Regions from separate parts of the Mus musculus genome. Here region 2 is linked to region 1. Evidence: chromatin loops called from intact Hi-C (ENCODE). Cell type or tissue: heart. All regions are shown on one strand.

The links. A loop is a pair of places that touch in the nucleus more often than their neighbours do. Peaks named below come from ENCODE experiments on the same cell type or tissue, not always from the same donor. Only the 100,000 strongest peaks of a DNase experiment are listed, where the experiment ranks them.
Region 2: a loop joins it to region 1, with 4 times the contacts of the local background. A loop is called at or near these places in 17 of 42 quality-filtered maps.

Annotation. Positions count from the first base shown.
Region 1 is chr19:53,416,300-53,424,299 of GRCm38, reverse strand. No RefSeq gene overlaps it. Among named protein-coding and RNA genes, the nearest start is that of Smndc1, 30 kb to the right of the region's middle. In heart, CTCF peaks have their summits at 1,775 and 4,277 (motif pointing left); DNase peaks (open chromatin) are centred at 2,719 and 4,279; H3K4me3 peaks cover 2,423 bases; H3K27ac peaks cover 3,054 bases.
Region 2 is chr19:53,525,502-53,533,501 of GRCm38, reverse strand. Dusp5 (dual specificity phosphatase 5) reads right to left here and starts at 4,357. Exons shown (of 4, transcript NM_001085390.2): 1 at 3,806-4,357. The coding sequence starts at 4,184. In heart, a CTCF peak has its summit at 4,207 (motif pointing left); DNase peaks (open chromatin) are centred at 1,281, 3,681 and 4,461; H3K4me3 peaks cover 4,355 bases; H3K27ac peaks cover 4,518 bases.

The DNA of each region.
Region 1 (8,000 bases):
CAAATGAATGAGTTATACTTCCTGTTTGTAGCTGACCTCCCTTCCCTAGGTCACCCCTGCCCCTCAGTGCTGTCTGAGGTTCCAACACTTGTGTATCTGCAGTAAATGTACTATGATCCCAATATCTGAGCGCTGAACACTGTGGGCTTCTGTCACCCTAACTCTTTATGGGAATTGAATGATACCCATAGATGTTCCACATACAATTTGAGGGGTTCTTAAAGCCCTCTAACGCACATCTGTGGGTCCCAGGTGTGAAACCTTAACAGGTACATTCCTCTCGTGCCACACATGAGGTGACACGTGTGTGTGTGTGTGTGTGTGTGTGTGTGTGCGCGCGCGCGCGCGTACTCACATGCTTGTGACTTGCTCACGGTGACCCAGTAGGCTGGGACTCAAGAAGCAGGATGGGCTTGAACCTCGGCTCCTCCCCTCTTCCATAGTGGCTGCTCTGCCTTTAGCACCAAGTGGGCTCTCTGAAGAAGGATATCCCAAATTAGATCCTACCCCCTCAGAAGGTCTTTCTTGTGTCTCATTCTCTTCTTCAGACCGGTATTTTTGCTCCGTGCAATGGGGAGGGCAGCGACAACCGCATGGAAACGCACAGACAGGAAACAGGAATGCCCCTGTGTGTTCGAAAATATTAAGAAATGAGAGTGTGTGGGGAGGTTGGTAACAAGTTTCGCTGCGGAGAAAGAATGTAGTCCTGGGGAAGTCCCAGGAGAAATCTATCGGACTGAGTCCAGCCTCAGTGTGGCGCTCTCTCCTCCCCTCCCCAGTGTGGGTGGTCCGGGGTAGCCTCGGCGCCCCCATGCTGTGCGCTCTGCAGGTGTGCGGAGACTCCTCCCCCTCCGCCAGCTCGCCACTCCCCCTCCCCCAGGTTTGCCCACTTCCTCTTAGCCATCCGCTCAGCTTTTGGCACCTCACCCCTAGCGCCTGGCCCTCTTCTGTCACAGCAAAGTGATGTTCAGTTTTGTATGTATTTGTTTCAGCTCTGTGTGGCCCATTACATGAGAAGGTCACTGTGAGCAGGACCTGGATCCTTGGTGTCTGGGGCTCCCTGCAGCCACTCACTAAGGTAAATCAATGATGGCATGGAGTAGTGTTCTAGTTTCCTTACCGTTGCTATGATAAAACACTCCGACCAAAAGCAGTTTAGTGGAGGGAAGGGGCTTCTTGGCTTACACTTCCGGGTCACAGTTCATCACGGAGGAGAATCAGGGCAGGAACTGAACCAGGAGCTTGAACCAGAAACCATGGAGGAATGCTGCTTGCTAGCTCATTCTTAATGGAACTTTCTTATTCAGCCCAAGACCCATCCGACACAGGGACTGATGTCACCCACAGTGGGCTGGGTCCATTTTTATCAATTAACAATCGAGACCATCCGCCACCCCCATAGACATGACTACCCGCCAATCTGATCTGGGCAGTCTCTCAACTGAGACTGCCTTCTTGGGTGACTCTTGGCTGTGTCAAGTTGACAGTTAAAGCTAACTGAGACATATGATTTTGGACTTTGACTACTGAAATAAATGACCTCTGCCCCTCATTTCTGAAATCTTAGACAGGCCTGAATGTAGCTGGGTGCTTGCTTCAACCTCTAAAGCACAGAGGAATGGCGAGTGGGGTCCTGCTCCTCAGAGCTGAGGTTCCATCCAGCAAGGGCACACATCCAAACTGGCCTCTCGGATTGTTCTCGGTCTTCTGCTGCTCTTTAACAGCCCATTGGATCTGGGACGGCATCTTGCCCCCGTTCCCACTCCCACTCCCAGCTAGCCTGCCCACTAGTGGTTGAGAGACTATCAGTCACGGTTCTAAGGATGGGTTTCTCCTGAGGACTGCAGGCACCAAGGCATAATTAAGGAACTCGAACAGGTCCTTCTGCCTTCTGGGCTCGCCTCCAAATAATGGCGCTGCGCAGAGAGTAGCCTGTTATTCACACGATCCCCCCCCCCCCCCCCCCGTTTAGGTGGAATATCTTCTTCTTCTTCTTCTTCTTCTTCTTCTTCTTCTTCTTCTTCTTCTTCTTCTTCTTCTTCTTCTTCTTCTTCTTCTTCTTCTTCTTCTTCTTCTTCTTCTTCTTCTTCTTCTTCTTCTTCTTCTTCTCCTCCTCCTCCTCCTCCTCCTCCTCCTTCTCCTCCTCCTCCTCCTCCTCCTCCTCCTCCTCCTCCTTCTCCTCTCCTCCTTCTCCTTCTCCTCTCCTTCTCCTTCTTCCTCTTCTTCTTTTTTGTAACCTGACACCCACATCTTCATGACTGCAGCTGTGTATAACTCTCACAAGGAGGGAACCCTGACCACCAAATTCTTCCTCCTTCCTCCTATTTCTCTCAGTGTTGGGATGGTAGAGGTGAGGTGAAAGATTTATGCCACAAAGAGGTACAAGCCATTTTCTCCTCCGAGGCTCCTGCTGGGGGTAAGGGGTGGGTGAGGAGCCCTGATACCAACAGCTATGGACTAGCCTCCTCTTAGCAGTCAGCTTCTCTGCTTTCCAGAGTCCCCAGCAGCTGGAGGTGGGGTCTGACCTTGGACATCAGGGAACAGCACGCGCAGGGGCTAAGTGACCTCAGTTCGGTAGATAGGTGTCTGCTCCTAGAAACTGCCTTATTCCCCCTCACTATGCTCCAGTTCCTTCCTCCCGGCCACCTCAGGTGAAAAGATCTGCATGAAATTCTTTTGCCTTTTCTTGCAGCCGCCAAGTCTTTAACTTTCTTGCACCAATCGCCTTTTCAGGAGGACAAGAAATGAGCTATGATAGGCTATTCAGGAAGTTGAAGACAGCTGATTGGTGCTAATGGGTGTGGGGCGGGCCCTGCCTCTGTCCCATTCTTTCTAGTTAATCATGAGAGAGGCTTTTAACAGAGTCCTACAACCTGGGTTGACTTGAGCCGTCCCTCACTGCCTGGCTGACTCGTCTCTGAGCGTCTTGATAGGGGCCCACCACATCCCTTCCCACCTTACTCAGCTGGTGACTCTGTCTTAGATCACTGCTCCGTGGCTTGAGCACTTTGTCTCTGCTCCGGAAGAGGTTTTGCTCTGTCATAGCTCTCCTCCTCCAGAGGCCAGTGCATCAAAAGAGAGTCAGCACCCTGTAAATAGTTGTGATCCTAGGTGAGTGGCAGGTGTCACACACGCGTGTGTTGCTTGCCGTGACGAAAATGCAATGCGCAAGCAGAAAGCAACAATTGGTTCTTTGTTACAGCATTCCACGCTGGGTTCCATCCAGCATGGCTCCATACCTTTGCGGGGGGAGGAGGGGGAGTAACTAATGACTGCCTCGGATTCCTAAGGGTGAAAGGCTTAGAGGCACTGGGGGGCGGGGTGGCGGCGGGGGAGGGCGGCTAATGCAACCCAGTGTGAAACTCTGCCTCTGTCTGCTATGCTCTCCTTCTGTGAACTCCAGTACTTGATCTCTTGGTATCCCTAGTTTCCTCATGACTAAAATGGGACTGATCATAGTATTAAATAATCTTATGCGTAAAGCATTTACAATGTTGGCTAGCACACAGTAAGCACCGTACAAATTTGCTATTATGAGCACTAAGTGTCACTCTGAAGAGTTCCGTTCTTTTGTAACTAGGAAATGTGATTCTTTTTCCTTAGTTTTCCAAAAGAAGAAAAAACAAAAGAAAGGAAGGAAGGAAGAAAGAAAGAAAGATAGATAGATTTTATTTTATTTATATGGCTGGGCGTGGTGGTACACACTTTTAATCCCAGCACTTGGGAGAGACAAAGACAAGTGGGTTTCTGTGAGTTTGAGGCCAGCCTGGTCTACATAGTGAGTTCCAGAACAGCCAGAGTGAGACCCCCAACTTTAAAATGTGTGTGTGGCCGGGTGTGGTGGCGCACGCCTTTAATCCCAGCACTCGGGAGGCAGAGGCAGGCGGATTTCTGAGTTCGAGGCCAGCCTGGTCTACAAAGTGAGTTCCAGGACAGCCAAGACTACACAGAGAAGCCCTCCCTGTCTTGAAAAACAAAAACAAAAAACAAACAAAAAAGAATAAAATGCGTGTGTGTGTGTGTGTGTGCACATATGCATGTGTGTGTGTGTGTGTGTGTGTGTGTGTGTGTGTGTGTGTGCACATATGCATGTGTGTGTGTGTGTGTGTGTGTGTGTGTGCACATATGCATGTGTGTATGGCTGCGGAGACTAGAGATGTTGAGTTTTCCTGGAGCTGGAGTTACAGGCAGTTATGAACTGCCTGACATGAAGCCAGGCCCAATTTTCTTTAAGACATTCAATCCTTGGACCCCCCTCTAGTGGCGCCATCTAGTGGAGAGTGTCAAACTTGACGCTCTTACACCCCGACTACTCAGCTCTCCCGTTGGAGTGTGGAAGTAGCCTCAGACAGTATGGAAATGATGAGGGAGGCTGTGTTCTAATAAAACTTTATTGACAAAAACAGAAAGCAGGCCAGGTTTGTCCAGCAAGCCACCATTGGCCAACCCTTCATCTGCAGTAGTTTTCTTACAGACGTTGTCTCCATCCTTACCAGAGTCTTCTGCCATAAAGCTTGACTATGGGTCTGAGTGTTCACTTCCTCTAAGAAAAATGACAAAATACACACAGAAATGGAAATTTGGGGGTGAAAACTGGGAAGAAGTCCTTAATCTGTTTCCTCTTGCCTACATCAGTGATATAACACAGAGAAAAGATGAATCCGAAGCTAGAAAATACGTGTACGGAAGCCAACTTTCTTCTGGCAGCTTAAGTCTTTGCTCTGTCGGTCCATCTTTTACTGCTAGTGCGGTGTTTGCCATAGGACCCTGATTCGCAGAGTTCCAGTCACACTACCTTTTCTAAGAAGCCCGCTGAGACCCTGCCACACAGCTTAAATCTCCATTCCCTGAACTCCCACAACGCTGGTCTCAGAGCTTAAGGAAGTGGCAAAAATCCCAGTTCAAGGTATGGGGCCACTGCTATAGGTGTCTGAGCAAAGACCTTGAGGAGTCTGTCGGGCTGGCAGAGCACACATAAGGCCCCGGGTTCTGCCCAGCTAGCATCGTATAGAACGGACCACAGTGACACATACCCCAGCTCGGGGTAGACAGACGCAGGAGGACTAGAAGTTCAAAGCCATCCTCACTCACCCTGGAAGAAATGAGATTTTTTTTTTTCTAATGAAAAGAAAAAAAGAAGGTCAGGTCTGAAGTCTGGAACACGTTTTGGGTTTTTACTTGCTTTATAAGGTAGTTTGAAATCACACGTGGACTGATTTGCCAGTTGGCACAAGGAGTCCTGCCCCTGTCAGACCACCACTCCTCCTCCTCCTCCTGATGCTCAACACTGACCGCCAGCACGGTCTAAGCTTCTCTGGGCAACTCTTGGTCCGAGGTCCACCCTGCTACAGGGCATGGCTGCTTGGGAGGTGAACGGTGGGGAGTTTGTGCTTATCCTGCGCAGTGCTCAGACACGTCTCCGTCTCTGGGAGTGGGAAGGTGCAGTCTGAGATGTGAGAAAGGTGAAGCTATATTCTCTGGCTTCTGGGCCCCCAGTCACCACTGGAGAACCACACAGAGAAGTTGAATGAAGTGTTGGGGAGCCACAGGTTCACGATGGGGCCGAGACCAGGCGCTCCCAAACTCCTGGACATCTAGGTGCTGCTGAGTCATAAGGAGCTGAGAGCAGAGTTGGGGGCCGTGGGCTGAAGCCCGGGGCCAGAGGAAGGGGGAAGTTCCAGCTTAGCTCAGCTGTGATTGTCCTTAGCTTGGTGGCTGTTGTGGCTAGGAACGCAGAGAGGCCTTCTATGGGAGAATTAAGCAACAGCTCGATAGTCTAATGCCTTCTCCATGGCTCCCCATGGCAGATCTTGATGGAAAAGACAGTCCGCGGTTCTAAACTGTTCATCATGGAAAATGGATGCATACTGTACCAACTTCTAAGAGAGGACCCAAGATTAAATACCCTTTGTAGGGAGGAGTGGAAAGGGAAGCTTATTGGCTAAATCCTCTAGGTATCTTCATTAGCATGGGCCTGCATGAACACTGGTCATGTTTTCTTATGTGGGGTGCATGGCACATGTTCCAGGTCAGGTATTTGGCAGGGAGTGAGGAGTCGCCGAAGTTTCAGGTGTGTACCCACCAAGTCTCCAGATCTCAACCCACTTTACCTAACCAAGCCTCCTGGCATGGTTTTACATCCCATGGGCAGCTACCATCATTTTCTAGGGGTCACGGTGAATGGATCCATTTGATCTGGTTCTGGGAAGCCTAATCTGGTATGTTATTATTAATTATCTAGGCTGTCGTGTCCCTGGACCTGTGACTCTTGTAGGAATATCTTCTATTTCAGTGTGGTGTGTTCCCCCAGAAAATGGAGGATATTTAATGATTGACCAGCTATATCCTCTGTGGGGAATAATATATTGCCCTGGTAGGGTTCAAGGGCCAGAGAAAGACCACATGTGACTATTCTGAAATGTTCTAGTCACTGGTGACAGGAGCTGTATGGAACTGCCACAGAAGGGGCCGAGAGGCAGTGACATGCAGGCAGAGAACTGCTCAGCTCTCAGCCCTGTTCCGAGCATCAGGCTTGGTGTGTGGAACTGAATCAAGTGGCTCATGTTATGTCCTTACAAAACACAAGCAGCCACCTTGCGGCTTACTTCATATTTCCATCAGTTAGACTCCAGGTGTACCCCTACCTAAAAAGGGCTAATAATCATCTCTTCTAGGCATAAGGGCAAGCCTGGAGGCTACCATATGGTGACCCACGTTCTGGACAGTTGTGGGGCTTTGTTACAGAGAAAAAAAAGGCAACTCCCACCCACCCTGCACTCGGAGAACCTATGTGAGTTGCTGGTGAGCAGCTCACAGATCATATTAGAGGGTGTGATGGTTTGTATATGCTCAGCCCAGGGAGTGGCACTATTAGAAGATGTGGCCCTTTTGGCATAGGTGTGCCACTGGGTGTGGGCTTTAAGACCCTCATCCTAGCTGCCTGAAAGCTAGTATTCTGCTAGCAGCCTTCAGATGAAGATGTAGAACTCTCACCTCTTCCTGTACCATGCCTGCCTGGATGCTGCCATGTTCCTGCCTTGATGATAATGAACTGAACCTCTGAACCTGTAAGCCAGCCTCAATTAAATGTGGTCCTTATAGGAGTGCCTTGGTCATGGTATCTGTTCACAGCAGTAAAACCCTAACTAAGACAGAGGGATACAGAGAGAGGCAGTGATGGATCTACTATTGTCTGAGGCTGGCATCAGGGTAAGGCGCAGCCCCAGACCTCCCATACACAGAGTGAAGTCCCTCCAATTGCTGTGTCAGATCCTGAAAGCCTGCCTGGCTCGGAGGTCACTTTCAGCAGTGGAGAAGGTTTCCGATTGCTATTATTTAGTACGTCCCAGTTCTGCTTAAAAATAGCAACGATCCTGAGCAGGTCAGAAAGATCAATAGATCCATTTAAGCCGCAGACCCAAAGAACCAAGTAAAATGCACCAAAGTTTAGAGAAACAAGATAGGGAGAATTCCCTATCCAACTAAACCACGAGGAGGGGGCTGCACGGGTGAACAGAGTAAGGAATTCAAAGGTGGCAGGGGCAGAAAGCTCAGCTAAGAACAGGAGACTGGAGTCAAAGGGCTCCTGGAGGCTGGGAAACATCCTTCTGCCTGCGTGTGCTGGATACTTAAGATCCCGTTCTAAGGGAGCAAATGATGCTGCAGAAACTTGCACGGCACTGAGGTATTCTGGGAAGTTCGGCTTAGGTAAGTGGCTGGATTTAACGAAGGAACCCCACTGCGCACATCCCTATACAATAACCCCCCCCCCCTACCTTCTTCATCCACAACACTCCCATTGAGGGTAGTTTGGTTTGGAGCCTAATTCAGATCCCACGTTACACAAACATTCCACCATGTGGCTGTGTCCCCAACCCCTTTAGCCTTAATAGCCATCTTTCTGGATATAGTGAAGTTCGCTAGGCATCCAGGGTTTCATCCATTTTTGTTCGAATTACCTTTCCCCCTCTCCTCCTACTCCTCCCTCCCTCTCCTCCCTG
Region 2 (8,000 bases), 110 kb before region 1:
TCAGAATTAAAAAATATACTTTACTCACATACCCCCTACCCCAACACACAGTTCTAAAAGTCTGTCATTAGGGGCTAGAGAGATGGCTCAGCCGTTGAGGACACTTACATCTCTTGCACAGAACCCAGGTTCCGTTCAAAGCACCTAGAAGGCATCTCACACGTGGAATTCAGGCTGGGGTGTGCGTGTGTTCAACACCTATTCTGACCTTTTCTGGGGTTCCTGTGCATTCATGGTGCACATACCCCTCAATCAATCAATCAATCATCAATCAATCAATCAATCATCAATCAATCAATCAATCAATCAGTTTTTAAAGGTCTCTCAAAGAGAGGCAATGATTAATGTTTTGTGTCTATCAGAAGTGGCTTATCTGGCATCTGGTAAATATTAACCATATCCTTTCAAAAAACAAAAGCTGTTTTTTTCCTCTCTTGTTTATGTAAACAAAAGTGTGATTATGCAAATTTTCTTTGATTTCTAAGACTCCATAACTGGCTTTTCCCCTAGCCTGTTTGCTCTAAGCAAAACTGCAGCTGTATCCTCTCCCACTCGTGACAGCGCTTGCCCTCTCTCACTGGAAAGGTCCTAAAGTCACTGACATATTCTTCTACAGTTCCGATGTGGTCATAAATCAAGTTAGTACATTCGAAACCAAATGGGAAATGCAGACTTCTGGACATGCAAGGATGCCGGTATTGTATTTCAACTCCCCCAATGGACGGCTCACTTAAGGGTTAAGGGGATGGGAGCATATGCCTATCATTTTAGCAGCTGGAGGTTGCTGCAGAGGTGGAAGAGGAGGAGGAAGAAGAGGAGTTGAAGATTGCCTCAAGAAAAAGAAAAAGAAAATGACTAGGTAACAGAAATGTATCCACATCAGAGTCCCAGGACCAGCAGGGAAAAGACAACAACTCTGCCCCAGAGGCCTTAGAAAGCCAAGGCCTTAGAGGTGGACTGGACATCCTTGCTTAGGAACCTTCTGTTCTTATAGAGAGCAACCTGAGGTACTTCAGAGAGGCCCCAGAAAACCTACTTGTCTTTCACTGGCCCCAAGGACTCACTTGCTGTCATGTTACTAGTTAAGCACACATCCTGAGACAAAGTCCTTTCTAAAACCTTCATTTCTCGTTTCCATCTTTTGGTACTGACTGCCCAACAGTGGAGGGCTTACTCCTGCAGTCAGCAAACGGTTACGGGATTACATGGCAGCCTCCAGCTCCCTCCCCGGAGCTGCAGCCAATTCCTGGGATGAGTCACCTTGTCATTCTGGCTTCTTTTCAGCTTCTGCCGCCCCTGTCCCCACTTAGTACTCCCCAATGGCCTCTGTGGTCACCAGACAGACAGCTCCCTGGCTCCCTGGAGAAATTTCTGGTCTTCCACACACGGTCATGTTCTCTGCCATGAAGACAGGGAGCCTGGCTAGAAGGGGTCTGGGAGTAGAGGTGAGGCCAAATGCAGCCCCTTACAGACTGATGCTAATCCACATATCCTTGGGGGGAATGGACTATTTCCTAGTCAATAAATCATAGGGTTAGACCTGTGTTCAACAGTTTGGGTTCCAGGAAACAAAATAAGAGGTTTGTAGGCATTTGGAGAAAAACTAGCCCAAGCACTACCAAACTAAAGGAAGAGAGGCCTTATAGGGCTGCCTCGTCTCTGGGCTTTAAACAGACCATTTAGAGATGGCGGGCAGGAGGGGCAGAAAGAGGTGTTGCTTACAACCTAACACGAAACGGGCAGAGCACACAGGGCTTGCCTCTTCAGGCTGGGGTCAGGAGATTAGGTCTCTGCCTTCCGCCCACTCCCATCGGAGGTGTGGAGACAGAGCATTCCTCTCTGCTGGCTCACTTGTGCCTCACTCGGATTGCAAGAGTGCTAGCAATTCCTCAGGCCGCTTCAACCTTCTCCAGAGTGAGTCTACTTTCAATCATCACTGTGTTGCCAAAGGAACAGAGAGCCAGCGCACAGGCACTCTATAGAAGCAAGCCCCAGCCACCTAACTGGTCTTCAGCATCTCCTTTCAGTGGGAGACGGAACTGTAGGAAGTATAAGGGGCCTGGCACCAACACCCAGCGCCACTAAATCAGAGCCGAATGCACATCTGGGGTGCTCTATTTAAGAGAAAGGGACTCTTTGTCACAGTTTGAACTTCAGTGGTGTCATAAGGGCAGCAATATCTATCAAATACCATAGGCATATCTCTTTCACGCTTAAGCTTTCACGGTCTGAATGAAGGACAAGACCCCACAATGCCAGAGCAACCGGCAAGGACATCTACCCTCTCCGTAACGGCTTTTCACACAGCCAGACTGGAAGCAGCCTAGTGGTTATGACGAAGGCACTACCATGCAGCAACACGGATGTCTCCAAGATCTCCAAGAAAAGAGGCAGGATCTGGTATGACATGGGCTCAATCTGTTTTTAAAAGCCATCCATGGGAGACACTATCCAAGAAGAATTCATTGGTGTTGCTTCTGGGGAGGAACTAGGTTTTAGGGTGGGCTGAAGACACACATCTCCTTAAACACCCTTGGGGCTATTCAGATTGTCACCTGGACACATGTTACCTCATTTTTTTAACAGTGAGAGAGAGACCGCTGCAGAGCTTAGAAAAGGCCACCCACCCTTGCAGATTCTGCAGCTGGGCTGCAGCAACATCCACCTGTTATCTCCCAATGGGATCAACAAGGAACAGTTAGCAAGAGGTGTTAATTAGCTGGGAAGCTACCCACTTGCCTTGGGATCTTCCTGGCCTACAGTGTGTGAAATTCCAACTTGCATGGCTTTGACACTGGGTCTTCAGCTCACTGCACCTGAATTCTGAACCGTAACAGAGTTCCTGGACAAGTCATCAGAGTTTTGGGGCCCTATCTGAGAGCTCTCTCCCCTGCACCCAGGCCAGTGTTCCCATACTTTTGAGGTTAGAAGGCAGGAGCAGTCACAGGAAATGACCCAGAAATCAATGATGTGGGGTTTGAGAGTAATCACACACCCACAACCGGAAGCCAAAGTTATCTCGACAGCAGGTGAAATAAGTCGGGCCTGCAGGCAGCTCTCGGAGGCCTAAAATCAAAGGCCTCAGAATCTCCTCTGAATCTTTGCAGCCTCTGCAGCACCTCTCTTAACTAGGTTGGCCGGTTGGTAGTCTCTGAGGATAATCCCCTGCTGGGGATGACAGGATGAAAGGGGTGGGAAAGCTGTCAGTTCCCAAATTAAGCTTGAGAACGGCCTATTTGGGGAGAGGAGGAGGAGGAGGCTGGAGGATAACAATAAAAAGCAATAAAGGGAGAGGAAGGGGAGGGACTTGCCAGGGTCAAAAAGGCAAGAGGCCCACCAAGACACAGCCTAACGTGCTCTAATTGTCTAGGCGGGAAGAAAGGGGACACCGCGGCGCCACTCTCCTGGGGGAGGGTCTCAACTTGTTTGATCGCGCTGATCTGTACAGAAAGGTTCCGACCCCCGTGGCCTGCCAACGGCGCCAATGACCAGCATGAGCTCTGGGCCCCCGGAACTATTAGGGAGCACCGCCCGCAGCACCTTCCCAGCCCACCCAACCCAGAGGACAGACAGGATGCCAGACGCTTTCGAGGAAAGGCGGGTGGGGAGAAGGAAGCCCTGGGCGCTGACGTGTTGCAAGGACCTCCCAAGCGCACGTCAAACCCCGGGGTGCATACTCCCGCAAGTGGTGACTTTCTCCGGTCCAGAGTTCCCATGCAGGGAGGTAACCCTGGGGCCTGGTAACACAGGGTGCAGGGGAGCAAGGGAGGGTGGCAAAGGGCAGTCTGCTCCCGGACGAACTCACCTTTAAGGAAGTAGACCCGCGGGCCGGCGGGCAGGCAGGCCAGCAGCGAGGTGAGCACGACGCGCGCGGCGCTCTCCTCCCGCAGCTTCTGCCAGTGGCGGCTACCCTGGTCCAGCACGACCACCGCCGCCACACCGCCGCCGCCCTCCTGCAGCAGCCGAGCGCGGGCCGCCTCGTCGGGCAGCACGTAGCGCGCCGACACCGCGCCGCCCCGGGCCCGCCGCAGCACCACCGAGTTGAGGTTGACGTTGAGCGAGCCGCGCACGCTCGACGCGGCGAAGGCCAGGTAGGGCCGGCAGTCGAGCACCACGCAGCGCGCCTCCGCCTCCTTGCGGAGCATCTTGCGCAGCTGGCGCCCGTCGAGCGACGTGACCTTCATGCCGCTGCCACCCAGCGGCCCGACGCTGCGCGCCCCACAGCTGCCAGAGGACGGGCGGGCCACCTCGCGGGGGCTGTGGCCTGCAAACGGAGCCCGGCGCGAGGGGCCGCGCGACGCTCTCCACGCCCCGCTCGCTGGGCTCCCGGCCCCGCCGCTCGCTGCCCCAGAAAGCTGGGGATTCCGCCGGCAGCGCAGCGTTTTATGTGAATGAGTGCGCGTCCTGTGACGTGAGTGCCCATATAAGGCCAAATATGGGTATTTCCCCGCCCCCTGGCTGACCACGCCCATGGGTGGAGCTTGCGGGCACCCGCCTCCACCCAAGGAGCAGGCTGGAGAGAGGGCGTCTTAGAGCGAGAAAGAGGAAGTGGCGGGCGATCGCTCCCTCTCTCGGGGGGCCCGGCGCCGAGAGACTCACTCACGCATCACCCCGGACTACCGGTGGAGTGTCAGGAACGCCACCAGGCCGAGGTGACCCACGCCGTGCGGGAAGAGGAGGTGACCGTGGCCGCGCTACGGAGCCCCTGGGGCCTCCCGGTGAATCCCGGATTCCGGTCGCTCCCGGTTGTGTCTGCGTTTGCAAGGAGATTTAGCCTCTGAGATGAGCCGAGATGCGGCGTGGCTTGGTCATCTTGATACTGGGGGCTTCTTTCTAACACGTTACCCCCACTTTTGTTACCTTTTAATTTTCCGTAATAAAAGTTCCTGAGAGTAAAAAGGAGGAGTTGTGAATGGGTGAGCCGGAGACGTCAAGTGGATTCTACTTCGGATGATTGACAGTCCCCTTTTGGCTCTCTCCAAAGATTGCTCTCTCCAATGTACCACCCGAGCTTCATAGTGAGACCCTGCCTCAAAGAACAAAACAAAACAAAAAGCCCCACCCCCACCCCCGAACAATACACCGACTCGGGAGCTCTGTGGTTCTGGGCAGCTTGTGGGGAGCTGTAAGGCTCAGTCCAGTTAAACTGTTGTCCGGGTGGCTTCTGGATTTGTGGGATTATGGTGGATAAAATGTAATCCCAGGCTGTCTGCCCCCGCTATTCTCTCGGGAGCTTCATGCTGCCTGCCCCCATTCCCGGAAAATTAAGTGTGATTTGTCCCCTCTGCAAGTATTTACTGAGGGCTCTGCTAGCTGTCAGGGCACGTGGGATGCAAATGCGTTCTGCCTACAAATCCTTTGCCAACTATTTCACTGTTATCTTTTCATGGAAAACAAAACAAACCAAACCCTTGCATCCATTTACAGCCCCCATAAGTGGATGAGATTTTTTTTTTTAAGGAGAAAGCAGAAATCACATTCTGCTATCCAATCAATCAGCCCAGCAACAATAATGGCTGGCATTGCTTCTGGGTCATATCTTCATTCAAGCAATCGATTCAATCACTGTATACTCTGTCCTGAGTATTCAGTGGCTGGCCTGTAATTTTAGCATCTTTGAGACTGAGAAAAAAATATCAAAAACCCGAGGCCAATCTAAGCAATATAGACGCCCGCACCCACCCCACCCCCCACACAAAACAAACAAACAAACAAAAAAACACCAAAGCTGTAGCTAGCAGGCTCCACCCACGTCTTTCATCTCAAGCCTCACGAAGAATACCCAGCACCGGCACCAGCCAGTCTTGTGTTAGACGCTTGGTAACACGGCTGGAAGCAGGACTCCAATCCATCAGCCCCAGCCCAGGGAGGAGGCCTGGTCCCATCTCGGGCCTCTGTAAGTGTCTGTGTCTGCACACCCATGGTGTGTGGGCTGTGGTGGAAGTGGAGAAAGTTTCTCAGCCGATGAGAGCTGAGACAAACTTCCAAGAATGAGTAGAAACCACTTGCTGTGAAGGAAACAACCCAGCCTGTTATGCCTGGAGGTGTTTGAAAGACTCCCCCTCAGAAGAGAGAAATTAACACTTCTGCAAACCCATGGTTTTGTCTTCACTTCATTGTGCTTCTGTTTATTTACTTTGTCAGTTTGCATGTGTGTGTGTGTGGGGGGGGGGGGGTCAGAGGTCAGTTTACAAGGGACCCTTTCTTTCCTTCCACCATGAGGGACCTACAGATCAAACTCAGCGTCTGAGGCTTCACCCACCATCCCCACAGCCCATGAAACATTCTGGGTGGCACCTTCTTCCTAGAGAGCTGCAGGCTGCCCTGAAATCATGATGCAGGTTAGGCCAGGTTGGAATGGTACCATAGAGGCACAGCCTAGTAACCCTGAGACCCTCACCTAGGACCAGACTGCCCCAATCTACACAGCAGAGATTGCTCCCCTGAAAGTTCAGCTCACGGTGGCTCACACTAAGGTCCTAGAATTGCACACCAGCCAATCTGGATTGCCCTCCTTCAAGAGGCATGAATTACATACCTGGAAGCTACAACAAAGAAAATATCCTGTCACCTTGTCCCACGAGGCCTGATGTCTCAGGCTACACACTGCCCAACCCATTTGTCTTTTCCCACTGGAGCCAATGAAAATGTGTCCCATTCTTAAAAACTAAAGAGAATTTGAGACATTTGGACCTTATGCACTGGGTCCTAGTGACCTGGTTGAATTACCATTTGAGGTCATCAGGGAAGTGGCTCTGTGGAGGATGGAGGCTTTATCTGAGAGTGGGAGTGGGATCCAGACTGAGGTCAGGGACAGGGACAGCAAGTTTTCATGGATAATCCAGGCCTGAGCCGGTAAAGACTTGCTTGAACTTGGCAGGCAGTGGTTACAGCTGGAAAGAAGTCACGTGAATGGGAGAAGATTTAGAAAGAAAAGGTCCAAGGGGATGTGATGGAGACACAGGGATGTGATGGAGACACAGGGATGTGATGGAGACACAGGGATGTGATGGAGACACATGGATGTGATGGAGACAAAGGGATGTGATGGAGACACAGGGATGTGATGGAGACACAGGGATGTGATGGAGACACAGGGATGTGATGGAGACACAGGGATGTGATGGAGACACAGGGATGTGATGGAGACACAGGGATGTGATGGAGACACAGGGATGTGATGGAGACACAGGGATGTGATGGAGACACAGGGATGTGATGGAGACACAGGGATGTGATGGAGACACAGGGATGTGATGGAGACACAGGGATGTGATGGAGACACAGGGATGTGATGGAGACACACGGATGTGATGGAGACACACGGATGTGATGGAGACACAGGGATGTGATGGAGACACAGGGATGTGATGGAGACACACAGGGATGTGATGGAGACACAGGGATGTGATGGAGACACACAGGGATGTGATGGAGACACACAGGGATGTGATGGAGACACAGGGACGTGATGGAGACACACAGGGATGTGATGGAGACACACAGGGATGTGATGGAGACACACAGGGATGTGATGGAGACACAGGGACGTGATGGAGACACAGGGATGTGATGGAGACACACAGGGATGTGATGGAGACACAGAGATGTGATGGAGACACAAGGATGTGATGGAGACACAGGGATGTGATGGAGACACACAAGGATGTGATGGAGACACACAGGGATGTGATGGAGACACAGGGATGTGATGGAGACACACAGGGATGTGATGGAGACACACAGGGATGTGATGGAGACACAGGGATGTGATGGAGACACAGGGATGTGATGGAAACACAGGGATGTGATGGAGACACACAGGGATGTGATGGAGACACACAAGGATGTGATGGAGACACAGGGATGTGATGGAGACACACAGGGATGTGATGGAGACACACAAGGATGTGATGGAGACACAGGGATGTGATGGAGACACACAGGGGTGTGATGGAGACACACAGGGATGTGATGGAGACACGAGGGATGTGATGGAG